Regions from separate parts of the Homo sapiens genome. Here region 1 is linked to region 2. A link is a loop called in an ENCODE intact Hi-C map of the cell type or tissue named here. Cell type or tissue: GM12878. All regions are shown on one strand. Links, peaks and the distances in the headings refer to the core of each region. The heading gives the core; the rest is flanking DNA.

Region 1 (8,803 bases), core at 2,198-4,697, 160 kb after region 2:
ATTATTTCTGAGGTCTCTGTCCTGTTCCATTGGTCTATATGTCTGTTTTGGTACCAGTACCGTGCTATTTTGATTACTGTAGGCCTCCTGGGTTCAAGCGATCCTCCTGCTTCAGCCTCCCAAGTAGATGGGATTACAGGCGCCCACCACCATGTCCAGCTAATTTTTGTATTTTTAGTAGACTGGGTTTCACCATGTTGGCCAGGCTGGCCTCAAGCTTCTGACTTCAGGTGATCCACTCACCTCGGCCTGCCAAAGTGCTGGCATTAGAGGCGTGAGCCACCATGCCCTGCCCACAAGGGATTTTAGAGCTTTGAGATGTAGCAGAAGTGAAAGATGAGGCTCAGAAAAGAGAGTAAGAGAGAAGAGGGTCTGGCTTGAAGACAGTGACACAGAGACAATAAGGCTCAGCTTTTTATTTCATTTCATTTCATTTTAGACAGAATCTTGCTCTGTTGCCTAGGCTAGAGTCCAGTGGCACACGAACTGCTCATTTCTGCCTCAACCTCACAGGGTCAATTGATCCTCCTACCAGAGCCTCCCCAGTAGCTTGGACCACAGGTGTGTGCCACTATGCCTGGCTACTTTTTGCATTATTTTCATAGAGATAGCATGTCACCATGTTGTCCAGGCTGTCAGCCTTTTCAATAATGTTTTCTACTTGAGAACATCTAAAGTGTATAGAATAGTAGCAAAATTAGTACAACAAACCCTGTGTATCCACTTACAGATTTATATCCTTATCCCTATACTTTGCAATACTTTGAAGCAAACACAGGATCACATATAATCTTATGGGTAAATACTGCACTATGAATGTCTAAAATATAGAGCCTCTTTTAAATAGTAAGCTCATAATATCATTATCAGAAATCATAACTAGTGAATACTTATGAGATTTCTTCTAGTTCAATGGACTTTATTTTTAGAAGTGTTTATGTAGAAGTAAGGAAAATTATTAGGCAGTTATTTTCATTGATATACATGCTCTTCAGTGCTTTAGTATCTTATTCTTTTTTCTCCTTTTGTAGTTGAAGAAACTGCCTTACTGTTCTGTTGAAAGTCTCACAGTCTGGAGTATTTTACATGGTCATTAGTTCCCATCACCTCTTGTAATTGTGGCCCTTCCTGAGAAACACGACAAAAGAGCGTAGCTTGAATTTGAGTAAAGGAGGATCCAGGGTCACGGGATCAGCCAGTGCCCTGGGACCTGCCTCCCCCTGGAGCTGCTTCTGGAGCCAAAGGGAAAGAAGCAGACACAAGCTTGTGAAGTGCTTGCAGGAGACAGAACGCTGAGGAGGCACCAGCTTCTCACTTTCCCTCCTTCCTGGAGAATCACACCTTCTGCAGGGAGTCTCCCCACACAGATCCCTCCCTGCACCATGGCCTTTGCAGCCTCTCTGGCTGAGCTCCAAGCAGAGGCCAGCTGCCCCATGTGCCTGGATTACATGAAGGACCCAGTCACCACTCACTGTGGGCACAACTTCTGTCGCTCCTGCATCCACCAGTGCTGGGAAGACTTACAGGATGTCCTCCCCTGTCCTGTCTGCCTCCGTCACTGCCCTGATGAGAACCTCAGGAGCAAACACCCAGTTGCGCCACATGACTGATATGGTTCAGCAGCTTCTCACCGTGACGAGCAAGAGGGAATGGCAGGAAGAGGAGCCCCTCTGTGAGAAGCACAGTCAGGGTCTAGTCCTGCTCTGTGAGAAGGACCTGGAGCTATTGTGTCCCCAGTGCAAGGTCTCCTCTGACCATCAGGATCATCCCTTGTTGCCCATTGAGCAAGCTGCAGCTACACACAGAAGGAAGCTCAAAAGCTACATTAAGCCACTAAAGAAGGAAACTGAACATGCCAAGATGCGGTGTGAAGTCCCAATTTTGAGATCACTTAATGTGAAAAGGAAGATGGCAACATGGAGGAAGGAATTACAATTTGAATTTAAAGAAATTAAGTCTTTCTTGGTAAAGGAACGAGCTGTAATTCATGCCAGGCTACTTATTGAAGAGAAGGATGCTAAAGAAAAACTCACTGAAAACCAAAGACAAATTTCAGGCCACTTATCCACACTACAGAATCTGTTTTTTTTTTTTTTTTTTTTTTTGAGACGGAGTCTCGCTATGTCGCCCAGGCTGGAGTGCAGTGGCTCAATCTTGGCTCACTGCAAGCTCCGCCTCCAGGGTTCACGCCATTCTCCTGCCTCAGCCTCCCGAGTAGCTGGGACTATAGGCGCCCGCCACCCTGCCCGGCTAATTTTTGGTATTTTTAGTAGAGACGGGGTTTCACTGTGTTAGCCAGGCTGGTCTCGATCTCCTGACCTCATGATCTGCCCGCCTCTGCCTCCCAAAGTGCTTGGATTACAGGCGTGAGCCACCGCGCCCAGCCTACAGAATCTCTTAAATGAAGTAACAGAGAAGAGTTTTCAGGCAGACCTGGATATGCTGACAGGTATTGAGAACAGCTACAACACATATGACCACCTGAAAACCCCTGCAGTCTTCTCATAGGAATCAAGGAAGGAGAGTTTGAGTCTCTCTCCACCTTATTTTGGCCTGAAAAAAATGATGAGCCCATTTCAGGAAGATTTGACACTAGATCCAGAAACAGCCCACCCTAGTCTTATTATCTCAAGAGACAGAAAGTGTGATATTTAGAATGATGAACCCACACTTTACTGATAATCTTCAGTCATTTAGTTTTTACCCAGCTGTCTGAAGCTGTGAGGGATTTGATGCTGGGAGACACTTTTGGCAAGTAGAAGTGAGAGCAAAGGTACATGGTTCCTTGGTGTGTGTAAAGAAATGTTTCCCAGAGATGGTCTTACATCACCAACTCCACAGATGGGGTGCTGGCAAATTCAGCCATTCCGTAGTTCATGCAGTACAAGGAACACAGAAGTCCTGCAAGTTGGCATTTTTCTGGACTATGAGTTGGGAGAAGTTTCCTTTTATAATTTAAATACCAGATCATATGTGTATACTTTCACTGGTAAGTTTACAGAAAAGCTTATGCCTTATTTCTCTATTGCACCTTCTTCACAAGCTGTTACAATCACATTGTCATAGACCAATGATGAACTACTTAGAGCACCCTTTGTATGTAGCTATATTTTCTTCCTGTGTTCTTGGAGGGCATTTGTAATAAAAGTTCTGATTCCATGTTTATGTTTGACTGCTGATATTATTGGGGGACTCACTCTTCTCTCTTCCCTTCTGCCCTCCCTGGACAAGCTGATGAGAAAGCCTGGGTGCTCCCTCTGTTGGTGTAGGTGGGAGGTTCAGACCTAGCAAGCCTCTGGTAGTGCAGGACCCTTTCAGCAGCCCCACCCATGACCACCATCACAACCCCAAACCAGTCTCCTTTCCCTGCTTTCTCAAGTCACTTTTGCATCAACTCTGTAGACACCCTTCTCTCCTCATAAACCTCATTACAGGAGTAGGAGTCCATTTCATACAATCTTGGATTGTGTGGCATCAGCAGTCTCAACACTGAACCAGTTGTCAGGGAGGGTGCAAACTGACCCCTTCAATGCAAACTATCTATGCAAACTGACCCCTTCAAAGGCCATTGTGAGCAGGATTATCCAGATGTTGGCTGCCACCTTCAGGGAATTGCTGTTCTAGCTTTGCTTTGCTCACTGGCTCTGTGCCACATGATGAGCCTGCACTTTCAGCTCAGCTGCTTTGTGCTGCTTTTACTGAGTTTGGCTGAGACTCTTTGAGAGAATTCTCTGACCTAGGTCAGTAATTTAGATAATATTTTGTTAGTTAAGTATAGGAACATGGACTCAGGTCCCTTTTACTGTCTCCTTGAGTGGTGCATCTCCGTCCAGACATATTGCTGTGTCTTTTATAATTTAAAAAACAGATCCTCTGTGTATAATTCCACTGATAAGTTTACAGAAAAGTTTATGCCTTATTTCTCTATTGAACCTTCTTCACAAGCTGTTACAATCAGTATTGTCCTAGACAATAATCACGTTAAATTATTATGTATTGTCAAAGCATAATCACATTAAAAGGAATAACCCCTAAAATGTATTGAATGTCTCCAAAAAAAAAAAAAAAAGAATAAAAAACAATGGACATGAACGTCAGAGAGACAGGGAATAAAAAGAAAAATAAAACCAAATCACAGATTCAAGGAGAGGAACAACAACAAAAACTGCAACAGAAATTCCTAATTTGCAATTACCAGTTGAATATGCAAAATTCACCAAAAGAATCTGTACAACACAAAAGCTTAAAAGGTGCTAATTGACTTTTCTGTTTCTGTAACCTGGATGGTGACTGAACTTCAACATCTGTTGAAATGCATCAATTGGAAAACCTTCGCAGACTTAATCCTTTGCCTCCAATTAGGTAACCAGGGATCCCTCTGATTTTAAATGAAGAGCCCTCTATTACCTTAGTGACATTACTAATCATAAAATGAAGGTAAAAGAGGTATCCCTTATCTTAACTATAAGAATCACTGCCTTTCCTAAATTTTCCATGGTGTGTTTCTAGATTCTAACATAAGCTGTGACTGATGTAAGTTCAGGGGGAACTCTAATTTGTGACCAATTGTTCGTGTGTCTCACCTCCAAACTGGTGCCTGTTCTATAGAGCACATAGGGGAAAAATTGTATCCTGTGCCATATACGGGCTCATTTGGTGGTCACTTGTGTGAAGCAAGAAGTCACTATTTGGAGATTGAGCATTAGTTGAAAATTACAATTACTTATGTTAATCCATTTTGTTCTGATTTGAGAGAATGCCTGAGATTTGGTAATCTATAAAGAAGAGAAATTAATTTCTCACCGTTCTGGAAGTTGGGAAGCTCAAGATCAAGGCAGTGACAGGTTTGGTGTCAGGTGAGTGCCTGGTCTCTGCTTCCAAGATGGTGCCTTCAATGCTGCAGCCTCTGGAGGGAGAAACGCTGTTCCTGACATGGCTAAAGAGCAGAGGTGGAGCTGCTGAGTGCAGTGGCTCATGCCTGTAATCTCAGCACTTTGGGAGGCCTAGGCAGGCAGATCACTTGAGGCCAGGAGTTGAAGACCAGCTTGGCCAAAATGGCAATTAGGGAAGAGAGAGACCCTCTCATATTGTTTTATATTGTTTTATACTCAGTACCTGTTTTAAGAAAAAACAACAAGGAAGTAAAACCAAAGACAGGCAACCCGAGGCCAGGCCCAAAACCAGGCCTGGGCCTGCCTGGCCTAAACCCAGTAGTTAAAAATCAACTCATAACTTAGAAACTGATGTTATTTATAGATTCCAGACATTGTATAGAAGAACGTTGTGAAACTCCCTGCCCTGTTCTGGTTCTCTCTGACCACCGGTGCATGCAGCCCCTGTCACGTACTGCCTTGCTTGCTCAAATCAATCACGACCCTTTCATGTGAAATCTTTAGTGTGGTGAGCCCTTAAAAGGGATAGAAATTGGGCATTTGGGGAGCTCGGATTTTAAGGCAGTAGCTTGCTGATGCTCCCAGCTGAATAAAGCCCTTCCTTCTACAACTCGGTGTCTGAGAGGTTTTGTCTGTGGCTCGTCCTGCTACAGCAAAACCCTATCTCGACTAAAAGTACAAAACTTAGCTGGGCATGATGGCATGCAGCTGTAGTCTCACCTACTCGGGAGGCTGAAGTGGGAGGATCATTTGAACTCCAGAGGCAGAGATGGCAGAGCCAAGATTGTGTCATTGCACTCCAGCCTGGGTGACAGAGCAAGACTCCATCTCAAAGAAAAGAAAAAGAGAGCAGAGTGGGTGTATATACCCTGGAAAGCTCTTTTTTAGCATGGCATGAATCCATGAGGGGGAGCCCTTGAGACCTAAACCCCTCTCATTAGGTTCCACCTCTCAGTGGAATCACATGGGTGATTGTTTATAATACAAGAGGTTTGTGGAGACAAACATTTAAACAATAGCTATTGAGGCTCACACTCATAAGAGCAGATGGCTAATTAGGACCCTAGAAATATCTTTGCTTTCTGCTGCTGTCTAGGCCTTTGTTACAACAAAGATTCTGATCTTCAGAATTATAGGGAGATAGCTGGGAACAGTATCTCACACCTGTAATGATCGCTTGAGCTCAGGAGCTTGACAACAGCCTGGGCAACATAATGTGACTTTGTTTCAAAAAAAAAAAAAAAAAAAAAAGAGAAAGAAAGAAAAGAAAAAGAAAAAGAAAAAGAATTATGGGGAGAAACCAGTGACCCCTGTGGCTCACCGAAGTGGTCAATTTCAACCAAACTTACAACCAGGGTTCCTAAACTCTGTAACCCTCCAGTGCCCATAGAACTGTGATGGTACTAATAGAAGGTTTTCTGGAGTCAGAAACTTCAAAACATAATAACATGAAAAGGAACAGCCCCTAAAGTATATTGCACGTTTACCAAAAAAAAAAAAGAATAAAAAACAATAGACATGAAAAGTCAGGGAGATGGGGAAGAAAGAGAAAGAAAAATAACACCAAATTCTAGATTCAAGGAGAGGACAAAAAAAAAAGCACCAAAACAAAACAAAACAAAAAAACTGGAGGAAGCTTCCTAATTTGCAATTTCAAGTTGAAAATGCAAAATTTACCAAAAGAATCTAAACAACACAAAAGATTAAAAGGTACTGGTTGACTTTTCTGTCTCTGTAACCTAGATGATGATTGAACCTAAGCATCTGTTGAAATGCATCATTGGAAAACCTTTATAGACTTTATTATTTCCCTCTAATTAGTTTACCAGGGATCCCTCTGATTTTAAATGAAGAATCCTCTATTACCTTAGTGATGTTACTGAACATAAAATGGAGGCAAAGAGGTATTCTTTACCTTAACTATGAGAATCACTGGCTTCCCTAAATTTTCCAGGGTGAGAACACACACTGGGATGAAATATTAAAGAGAAAAGAGAAATACAATAAGTAATAAATACAAAATTAAATTACGTCTTCTGCATTTTCAAATTAGCTTTACAAAATGGGATCCATGGATGTTCCTGACCCCAGTGAGAAAAGATAATATGATTAAATATTAGTTAAAATAGATACTCAAGATTTGAAACCCATGATGCAAGACCTAGGCGTGATTATCTCACCGTTTCTGGGTTCAACCCCAATTTTGTGTGTTCTTATACTTTGAAAGAAGTATGACATCTCAGAGGGAACTGATGACAGCTTTAATGGGATGATCTCTCCCAATGTTATTGACATGACTTACTCCATCCAATCAGGAAATGGTAAATAACTGGCTGCTACAGATTTGACTAGGTTTTTTCAGGCTTATTTCGACAGCTTCCTGGCCATGCTTTCCCTTTGCCTCAAAGGAATGTTATGCATCTCTACCCACCAATCATGGTAATTTGAAAAAATTAGCTGGGCATGGTGACGTGTGCCTGCAATCCTGGCTATTTGGAAGGTTGAGGCTGGAGGATCCCTTGAGCTCAGGCGTTCCAGGTTACAGTGAACCATGACTGCCCACTGCACTACACGGTGACAGAGCAACATCCTGAGTCCAAAAAAATATATGAAATTAAAAAACCCAGCCCGCCAGGCTCGGTAGCTCATGCTTGTAATCCCAGCACTTTGGGAGGCCAAGGTGGGCAGATCACCTGAGGTCGGGAGTTCGAGACCAGCCTGGCCAACACGGTGAAACCGCGTCTCTACTAAAAATACAAAAATTAGCTGGGCGTGGTGCCGGGCGCCTGTAATCTCAGCTACTCCGGAAGCAGAGGCAGAAGAATGGCTTGAACCCGGGAGGCAGAGGTTACAGCGAGTGGAGATCTTGCTATTCCACTCCAGCCTGGGGTACAAGAGCGAAACTCCATCTCTCCATCTCAAATGAACAAACAAACACAACCCAGCCCTTGCCCTTATGTTCCACCCAGCACATGATGTGTCACTTCCGCAGTTCCCACCCCACCATGACCATCCTGCACGAACCCGGTAACCTGGCAGAGCTCAGGTTCTGAGATCTTCACTTTCGACCTCTCCCGGAGCCCACAGAGGGCCCAGCCTCACCCCAGCGCCTCTCATGGGCACCGAATGTGGAGCCGCAGAGTCCTCCACCCTCCAGGGGCGAGTGCCAGCTGCCAGTCAAGGAACTGAACCCTGCTAAAGAGGCTTCTCTTTCCCTGCTCACTTCATCTTCTGCCAGATTCCGATGGCTGAAGAGGGTGTGCCGGCGCCCCTGCCTCTGCAGGACACCCCCATCTCTGCGCCCCCGTCCTCAAGCCCTTAATCTGACTTGGGAGCCCTGGGACTCTGCGCTGGACCTCAGAACTTTTTTCCAGCACCACCAGGCCGACTTCTAACCCTGACTCCCGCAATCCCCCAAAAAGAATCAGAAAAACCAAAGAAAACACCGGGCGTATCTGGTGCTGGAGAGCGTATTTCAAACTGGGACTTCCCAGGGAACTCAGACTCAGAACATTACAGCAGAAAGGCCAGCTGGTGCTTGTGGGGAGACCGAATAACAGAAGACTGAGGCACAGACACCGCAGGGCTACGCCCGGTGGGAAAAACCCGGAGAGCGTCATTAATTTATTTCTCATTGCTCCTAATTAATATTTACTTGTATTCCCATATGTCCACCTAGGTGATGGAGGAGTGTGCGTAATATTTGTTTTAACTTATACAAGGGTGTGAGATGTCCCCCCTGCTATAAATGGAGACCTCTCAGTATTTGAGTTTTGTGGGACTGGTGGAGGGGGGACACTTGGAACTACAGCAGAGTAGGAGAAGAAAAGGGGAGGACTCCAGTTAGGGAGGCCTTCCTGGCTGGAATCAAGTCTGGTGGTGGTGAGGCAGGAAAATAGAGTCTGGAGGCA
Region 2 (8,803 bases), core at 2,109-4,608:
CCATCCTGGCCAACATGGTGAAACCCCGTCTCTACTAAAAATACAAAAATTAGCTGGGCGTGGTGGTGCATGCCTGTAATCCCAGCTACTCAGGAGGCTGAGGCAGGAGAATTGCTTGAACCAGGGAGTCAGAGGTTGCAGTGAGCTGAGACTGTGCCACTGCACTCCAGCCTGGCAACACAGCGAGACTCCATCTCAAAAAAAAAAAAAAAAGAACTTTTATTATGAAATATATAGCCTTAATTTTCATTTGAAATCTGTTATTTGTTATGAACATGGTGTCCTCATAGCATGTGTGAAGTGTGGAATTATACCCTCTTTTGTTACCAGGTGGTTTACTCATCTCATAAAGATAGAAATGCTGTTGCTATTTGACATTTCTGAGGATAGGGAGAGGGAATTTTTAAATTTTATTTTATTTTCTCTGAGGCAGGGCCTTGCTCTGTCACCCAAGACTGAAAGGCAGTGGGGCCTTCATGGCTCACTGTAGCCTGGAATTCCTGGGCTTAAGCAATCCTCCCACCTCAGCCTCCTGAGTAGCTGAGACTACAGGTGCATGCCACCACACCCGGCTAATTTTTTTAAACATTTTATGTAGAAGCAGGTTCTCACCATGTTGCCCAGGTTGGTCACTGGAACTCCTGGCCTCAAACAACCCTCCTGCCTCAGGCTCCCAAAGCTCTAGGATTACAGGTGTGAGCCAGTCCTGGTGGGAACTTTTTAAAAATGAAGCTCAGTGCTTTTCTTGCAGTAGGAGACAGTAATGGTTAGTTCCTAGGATAGAGGACTGTTAGGCAGTGAGATGCATTATATCAAACAGAAAACTTGGAAAACACACAGGTCCTAATTTATGAAGGCAAGATCAGAAGGTCCACATGAGACTTAGAATGCATGAGTACTTGCTTTTCTTTATCGTTGCAGACATTTTAAAGATTTAATGGAATTAAATTGAACTTCTTTAGGTAAATTTGGCATTAAGTTATAGTAAATGGCCGGGCACAGTAGCTCATGCCTGTAATCCCAGCACTTTGGGAGGCTGAGGTGGGCAGATCCCTTGAGGTCAGGAGTTTGAGACCAGCCTGGGCAACATGGAGAAACCCCTCTCTACTAAAAACACAAAAATTAGCCAAGTGTGGTGGTGTGCCCCTGTGGTCCCAGCTACTCTGGAAGCTGAGGTGGGAGAATTGCTTGAGCCGAGATCATGCCACTGCACTCCAGACTCCAGCCTGGGTGACAGAGTGAGACCCCATCTCAAAAAAAAAAAAAAAAAAAAGAAAGAAAAAAAGTTGTAGTAAATAACTTAGTTTCTACCTTTTAAAAAGATCCTGTTTTTCAATTTGAGTCCAGAATAAATCTTAAAAATTTTTGAATCCAGGCCAGGCTCGGTGGCTCATGCCTGTAATCCCAGCACTTTGGGAGGCCGAAGCGGAAGGATCACCTGACGTCAGGAGTTCGAGACCAGCCTGGCCAACATGGTGAAACCTCATCTCTACTAAAAATACAAACGAAAATTAGCCGGGTGTGGTGGCACGCGCCTGTAGTCCCAGCTACTTGGGAGGCTGAGGCAGGAGAATCGCTTGAACCTGGGAGGCAGAGGTTACAGTGAGCCGAAGTCATGCCGCTGCACTCCAGCCTGGGCAACAAGAGCGGAACACTGCCTCAAAAGAAAAAAAAACTTGAATCCATATGTAGTCTTCCTACTTGGAGGAGGCAGCGAGAAAAAGAAAAAGAAGGAAAAAGAAAAAAAAATTTTTTTTGAATCCAGGCTGGGCATGGTGGCTCATGCCTATAATCACAGAGCTTTGGGAGGCCAAGGTAGGAGGATTGCTTGAGGCCAGGAGTTCGAGACCAGCCTGGGCAACATAGTGAGTTCCCCCATCTCTACCAAAAATGAGAAATTTAGTGCTGTAACAAATGAGCACCAAGTTAAGTTTTAAAAAAAAAAAGAAATTCCTGGGCGTGGTGGCTCACGCCTATAATCCCAGCACTTTGGGAGGCCGAGGCGGGTAGATTCCCTGAGGTCAGGAGTTCGAGACCAGCCTGGCCAACATGGTGAAACCCTGTCTCTACTAAAAATACAAAAATTAGCTGAACGTGGTGGCGGGCAACTGTAATCCCAGCTACTCGGGAGGCTGAGGCAGGAGAATTGCTTGAATCCGGGAGGCAGAGGTTGCAGTGAGCTGCAATCATACCATTGCACTGCAGCCTGGGTGACAAGAGCGAAACTCTGTCTAAAAAAAAAATTAAGGCCGGGCACGGTGGCTCATGCCTGTAATGCTAGCATCTCAGCACTTTGGTAGGCTGAGGCGGGAGGATCACTTGAGGTCAGGAGTTTGAGACCAGCCTGGTCAACATGATGAAACCCCATCTCTACTAAAAATACAAAAATTAGCTGGGTGTGATGGCAGGTGGCTGTAATTCCAGCTACTCAGGAGGCTGAGAATCGCTTGAACCCGGGAGATCAAGATTGCAGTAAGCTGAGATCGTGCCACTCCAACCTGGGTGACAGAGTGAGACTCGATCTCTAAATAAATAAATAAATCTCTATTTCAAAATAAATAAATAAATAAGTAAAATAAAATAAAATAAATAAATTAGTCATGTGTGGTAGCCTGTGCCTGTAGTCCTAGCTACTTGGGAGGCTGAGGTGGGAGGATCCACTTGAGCCCAGGAGTTTGAGGCTGCAGTGAGCTATGATTATGCACCACACTCCAGCCTAGGTGAAAGAGTGACACCCCCCTCTATAAAAAAAGAAAAAAAAATTGGATCAAATTAGAGATTTTTTTCTCCAAAAAAAAAAAAAAAAGGCTCCACAGAATTTAACTTTTATTTTTCTTCTGTTCTGTTAGTGCATTTTCTTTTTTCTTTTTTTTTTTTTTTTTGAGATGGAGTCTCGCTCTGTCACCCAGGCTGGAGTGCAGTGGCGCTATCTCGGCTCACTGCAAGCTCCGCCTCCCGGGTTCAGGCCATTCTCCTGCCTCAGCCTCCCGAGTAGCTGGGACTGCATTCGCCCGCCACCACGCCTGGCTAATTTTTTGTATTTTTAGTAGAGACGGGGTTTCACCGTGTTAGCCAGGATGGTCTCGATCTCCTGACCTTGTGATCCGCCGGCCTCGGCCTCCCAAAGTGCTGGGATTACAGGCATGAGCCACCGCGCCCGGCCTGTTAGTGCATTTTCTTAAAGGGCATGCTGCAAGTTCATCTACTCAGTGAAATTCTCAGTGGAAGCTGAAGGGCTATGCTATATCAGCGTGAAGCAGTTTATAGAGTTGGGTGATCCTGACTGCTCTTGAAGGGGAAGCATTTATTGCTCCCTGCCTCTTGTGAGAATGAGCTTGAGAATGTTCAACTGTTGATGTGCAGCTCTCTCTTTTGGCCAGAAGATGTCAGGGTAACACAAAGATTAAAAAAAAAGAAAAAACTTAATTTTAAACTACAAAAGATCTTATATGATCTGTGACCAAAATAATACTCAGTTTCTCAAGTGATGGTCTGGAAATAGTATTTTGGAAGCTCACAAGGAGATTATTTGATCTTTACCTTTCCAAAATCTGCCTTTCAAATTTTTGTTAAACATGTGAGCCGTAATCATAATCTATTTCTGAACACTTGGACCTTTAGAATCACAGGTGATATCACGTTTATGTGGCTCATGTGAAAACCCAGAAAATCAAACGGAATGGAGCAGGTACTTACCTTATTTCTATTTTTTAAAATATTTTTTCTTATTTGCAAAAAAAAAAAAAGATAAATCTATGGAGATGTAGGATGTAGGACTTACAGATAACAGTACTGATAATATTAACTTCAGCCTGATATATTTTGTTATTTTCCAGAGAAGAAAAAAAATTATTTACCTTTGGGTGGAGATGGGAGAAAGGGCTTTGCTTTCCTACCAAGTGAAAATATTTACCTGATTAATCTGTTCTCCTTCCTTAGATCCAAATACATATATATATATATAATTTTTTTTTTGAGAGTCTTGCTCTGTTGTCCAGGCTGGAGTGCAGTGGTATGAACTCAGCTAACTGCAACCTCTGCCTCCCAGGTTCAACTGATTCTCCTGCCTCAGCCTCTCCAGGCTAGACTACAGGCACGCACCACCACACACAGCTAATTTTTATATTTTTAGTAGAGACGAGGCTTCACCATGTTGGCCAGGCTGGTCTCGAACTCCTAACCTCAGGTGATCCGCTCCCCTTGGCCTCCCATAGTGCTGGCATTACAGGCATGAGCCACTGCGCCCGGCCTAATAATATTTGAGTTCAAAATGTATTTGGGCCAGGTGCAGTGGCTCACGCCTGTAACACCAGCACTTTGGGAGGTCGAGGCAGGCAGATCACCTGATGTCAGGAGTCCAAGACAGGCCTGGCCAACATGGTGAAACCCTGTCTGTACTAAAAATACAAAAAAAAAAAAAAAAAATTAGCTGGGCATGACTGGGGTGGTGGTGGGCGCCTATAATCCCAGCTACTCAGGAGGCTGAGGCAGGAGAATTGCTTGAACCTGGGAGGTGGAGGTTGCAGTGAGCGAAGATGGCGCCACTGCACTCCAGCCTGAGTGACAGAGTGAGACTCCATTTTTAAAAAAAAATTTTTAAAAATCAAGTATTATTAGTTACATAGCCAAGTTGCATATTTGGGGCTTTTTTCACATTGAAATGAAAACTTGGTCCTTCACTGAAAATAGTAATTTTCAACCCATCATGTGGGTCCAGTCAGTCTCTCTGGGGCCTAAAAGTGTAAAGCCAGAGGCTGAGGACATGCAAAAGTGCAGTTCAAGGAAACTGCTCTTGAAGGTAAATTCTGGAAGGAATTCCTGGCAGGAATTGTAGGACCCGAGGGCATAGTGATTGTGTCCTTCCTGCTCACCTCTAGTTCTCATGGCCCACATTCTTTGGGAGGGCCAGAGACTGTCTTAGTTGACTTGTAGAAATGCCTGCTGGAGTCCTCACTGATGTCTGGGCCTGGTGCCCTGGGGTAAGCCAGAGCAGCTGGGTCTCTCCTGTAGCATAGCATCTGACTTCAAGTCCCCTGTGAGTTTTGTTTAGAGGAGGGGCTGCATAGCATGTGCCTGGAATTGAAAATCAGAATTCTTGTTTTAATAATAATAATGATATATGGCATTTACTACATGTCTACTTAGGCATTGTTAGTTCATTTCTTCCTACCAGAACCCTGTGTGATAAGCATTATTTCCCCCATCTTATAGTGTAGGAGTCCAGGTCTGGGTGAGATCATGGGTTTCGTTTCTAGGAGGCATCAGATCCTACACTGGAGCCCAGGCATGGTAGCTCTCAGCCTGTGGTCATTACAGGACCGCCCAGCCCACAGGAACTTATTTCTTCCAAATATTCTTAATGAATAGCAAGCATTAACCTTAGAATCTTTTTTTTTTTTTTGAGACTGAGTTTCACTCTTGTTGCCCAGGCTGGAAAGCAGTGGTGCGATCTTGGCTCACTGCAACCTCCACCTCCTGGGTTCAAGTGATACTACTGCCTCAGCCTCCTGAGTAGCTGGGATTACAGGTGTGCGCTACCATGCCCAGCTAATTTTGTATTTTTAGTAGAGACAGGGTTTCACCGTGTTGGTCAGGCTGGACTTGAACTCCCGACCTCGACTGATCCACCTGCCTTGACCTCCCAAAATGTTGGGATTACAGGCGTGAGCCACTGCACCTGGCCTAGAATGTTCTTTTTTTCCTTTTCTTTTTTTTTTTTGAGACAGAGTCTCGCTCTGTCACCCAGGCTGGAGTGCAATAGCACGATCTCAGCTCACTGCAGCCACCGCCTCCCGGGTTCAAGCGATTCTTCTGCCTCAGCCTCCCGAGTAGCTGGGATTACAGGCATGCACCGCCCCACCCGTCTAATTTTGTTTTTTTAGTAGAGATGGGGTTTCTCCCTGTTGGTCAGGCTGGTCTTGAACTTTCGACCTCAGGAGCCACCGCCAGCCTAGAATCTTTAAAACGGTGAGTGATGTAAAACAAAAAGCACTTAGACTATGTCTATGGTTATAAAATCATTTAAAAAACACCAAACTAGGCCGGGCATGGTGGCTCACACCTGTAATCCCAGCACTTTGGGAGGCTAAGGCAGGCGGGTCACTTGAGGCCAGGAGTTCCAGACCAGCTTGGCCAACATGGTGAAAACCTGTCTCTATTAAAAATACGAAAATTAGGCCAGGTGCTGTGGCTCACGCCTGTAATCCCAGCACTTTGGGAGGCCAAGGCGGGCAGATCACCTGAGGTCAGGAGTTCGAGACCAGCCTGGCCAACATGGTGAAACCCCCTCTCTACTAAAAATACAAAAAATTAGCCAGGCATGGTGGCAGGTGCCTGTAATCCCAGCTACTCAGGAGGCTGAGACAGAAGAATCGCTTGAACCTGGGAGGCGGAGGTTACAGTCAGCCAAGATCATGTCATTGCACTCCCAACTGGGCAACAAGAGCAAAACTCCGACTCAAAAAAACAAAACAAAACAAATACAAAAATTAGCTGGGCATGGTGGCGTGGCGGGTGCCTGTAATTCCAGCTACTAGGGAGGCCAAGAATTGCTTGAACTGGGGAGGCAGAGGTTGCAGTGAGCTGAGATCTCACCAGCCTGGGCAACAGAGTAAGACTGTTTCAAAAAAAAGTCACCATTATTAGACTATTACTGTATAACTGTATAACTGGAGAGTGTATTTGGTTAGCACAAAACTGATAAGGAGGCTGGTGTGGTAACCCAGAGGTGAAGTGACTTTCATCTGAACTAAGATATTGTACAGGGTGGTCTTCTTCAAGGAGGGTACTTGTGTAATGTCCACAGCACATACCATTATAAGGAATGTTTTATTTCAGTATGGCTTTCCCACCAGACTGCAAACTTGCTAGTACATAGGATTTGCCCAGTACCTTGAAAATCCTTTGAAAACTCTTTCATTTCTCTGCAGAAGTTTTTTTTCCTAGCATGTATTTCTTTCCTAAATGTTGTAAAACTGTATTGGCCAGGCGCGGTGGCTCACACCTGTAATCCCAGCACTTTGGGAGGCCGAGGCGGGTGAATCACGAGGTCAGGAGTTCGAGACCAGTCTGGCCAACATGGTGAAACCCCGTCTCTACTAAAAACACAAAAATTAGCCAGGCATGGTGGCGGGCATCTGTAATCCCAGCTACTCAGGAGGCCGCGGCAGGAGAATCACTTGAACCCTGGAGGCAGAGGTTGCCGTGAGCTGAGATCGTGCCACCGCGCTCCAGCCTTGGTGACAGAGCAAAACTCCATCTCAAAAAAAAAAAAAAAAAGAAGAAAAAAAAACCATAAAACTGTATTTATCTTGTTCACAAAACTGATTTACAAAGAATCTGTCAATATGCTAATATACTGTGGCAGGTCATTGGGTGAGTGGGCTTGCTAGAAGGTAGCTTTGTGTTGTTACTTTTTTTTTTAATCCAGTGATATTTTGTCAAAACTTTTTTTATTTATTTTTATTATTTTTTTTTTAAGAGACAAGGTCTCGCTCTGTTGCCTAGGCTGGAGTGCTGTCATAGCTCAGTGTAGCTATGTCATTTGTGCTGTCATAGCTCAGTGTAGCCTCAAACTCCTAGGCTTGTGTAGTTAGTTTGGATGGGGGTTCTTTCAGCAAGGATCTTTGGCTCACAATCATTTCTTTTGTATCAAGCAATAGAAGATAAATGAAAACAGCGTTTTCCCTCTCAGGATCAGACTCACATAAATATGTTAAATAAGCTTTAGAAAAATCTAAGATAAGATGCTACAGAGTCTGCCCCTAAACTTCTCTTTGATATTTGTCAGAATAAAAGTGCAAAAAGAGTTTAAAATGGTCCTCATAAGTAAATAATAGATATGCTGAGTGTGTGGTAGGGGGTGCAAACAGGTAATATTTATTGAATATTTACAGGCCAGGCACTGTTCTAAGTATTTTTTACATACTAACTCACTCCCTAGGACAGCACTGTGGGCCGGGTGCGGTGGCTTACGCCTGTAATCCCAGCACTTTGGGAGGCCGAGGCTCGCGGATCACTTGCGGTCAGAAGTTCAAGATCAGTCTGGCTAACATGGTGAAACCCCGTTTCTACTGAAAATACAAAAATTAGCTGGACATGATGGCACATGCCAGTAATCCCAGCTGCTCAGGAGGCTGAGGCAGGATAATCACTTGAACCCAGGAGGCAGAGGTTGCAGTGAGCTGAGATTGCACCTTTGCACTCCAGCCTGGGCAGCAGAGCAAGACTCCATCTCAAAAAAAAAAAAAAAAAAAAAAAAAAAGAACAGCATTAAGAAAGAACAGCATTGTGAGAAAGGTACTGTTATCCCCATTTTTTAGATGGGGACATGGAAGAGCAGAGATACTAGGTAACTTGTCCTGGATTTTCATCCAGGTAGTCTGGATCATGGGCATACTCTTAATCATTCTTTAGTTCTGCTGTTGCTGTACCAGGTGACCAGAATGGGCTCCTAGGATTCCCACCATGTGGGTCCTGAAGAACTGGTCTAATGGAAACTTTTTGTTTCTTTTTTGTGTCTTAAATGCAAACTTCTAAAAATGGCATCACTTTTTACTTGCACTGGGTACCTAAAGGAAGTAATTGTCAATAATTCTGTAAAGCAAAAAATCATTCCTAAGTTTTTAAGAAAGTCCAGGTTTTTATATAGTTGTATTATGGGCCATTATTAACTCTTAGATGTGTAGATTTTTTTTCCATTTTCCCCAAAATTTAGGAGTATTTTGTTTTTATCCTTTAACTTCCTTTGCTGCTAAGAATAAATAGTTTTGTGTGTGGGTATGCCCTTGTGGGTGTCAGTGCT

What was found. Hi-C counts contacts between places; a loop is a spot of excess contacts. Peaks named below come from ENCODE experiments on the same cell type or tissue, not always from the same donor. Only the 100,000 strongest peaks of a DNase experiment are listed, where the experiment ranks them.
Region 1: it touches region 2 in a loop (4-fold over the local background); 5 of 110 quality-filtered maps call a loop at or near these places.

The regions. Positions count from the first base shown.
Region 1 is chr4:164,932,570-164,941,372 of GRCh38, reverse strand. It overlaps the pseudogene LOC391710. Among named protein-coding and RNA genes, the nearest start is that of FAM218A, 20 kb to the left of the region's middle. RefSeq lists enhancers at 4,851-4,900, 4,941-5,250, 5,561-5,690. In GM12878, for the core only: CTCF peaks have their summits at 3,259 and 3,598 (motif pointing left); DNase peaks (open chromatin) are centred at 3,282 and 3,583; H3K27ac peaks cover 1,201 bases.
Region 2 is chr4:165,091,573-165,100,375 of GRCh38, reverse strand. All of the region lies in intron 3 of TMEM192 (transmembrane protein 192), which reads left to right. Among named protein-coding and RNA genes, the nearest start is that of TMEM192, 17 kb to the left of the region's middle. In GM12878, for the core only: a CTCF peak has its summit at 3,377 (motif pointing right); no DNase peak of the experiment used is centred there.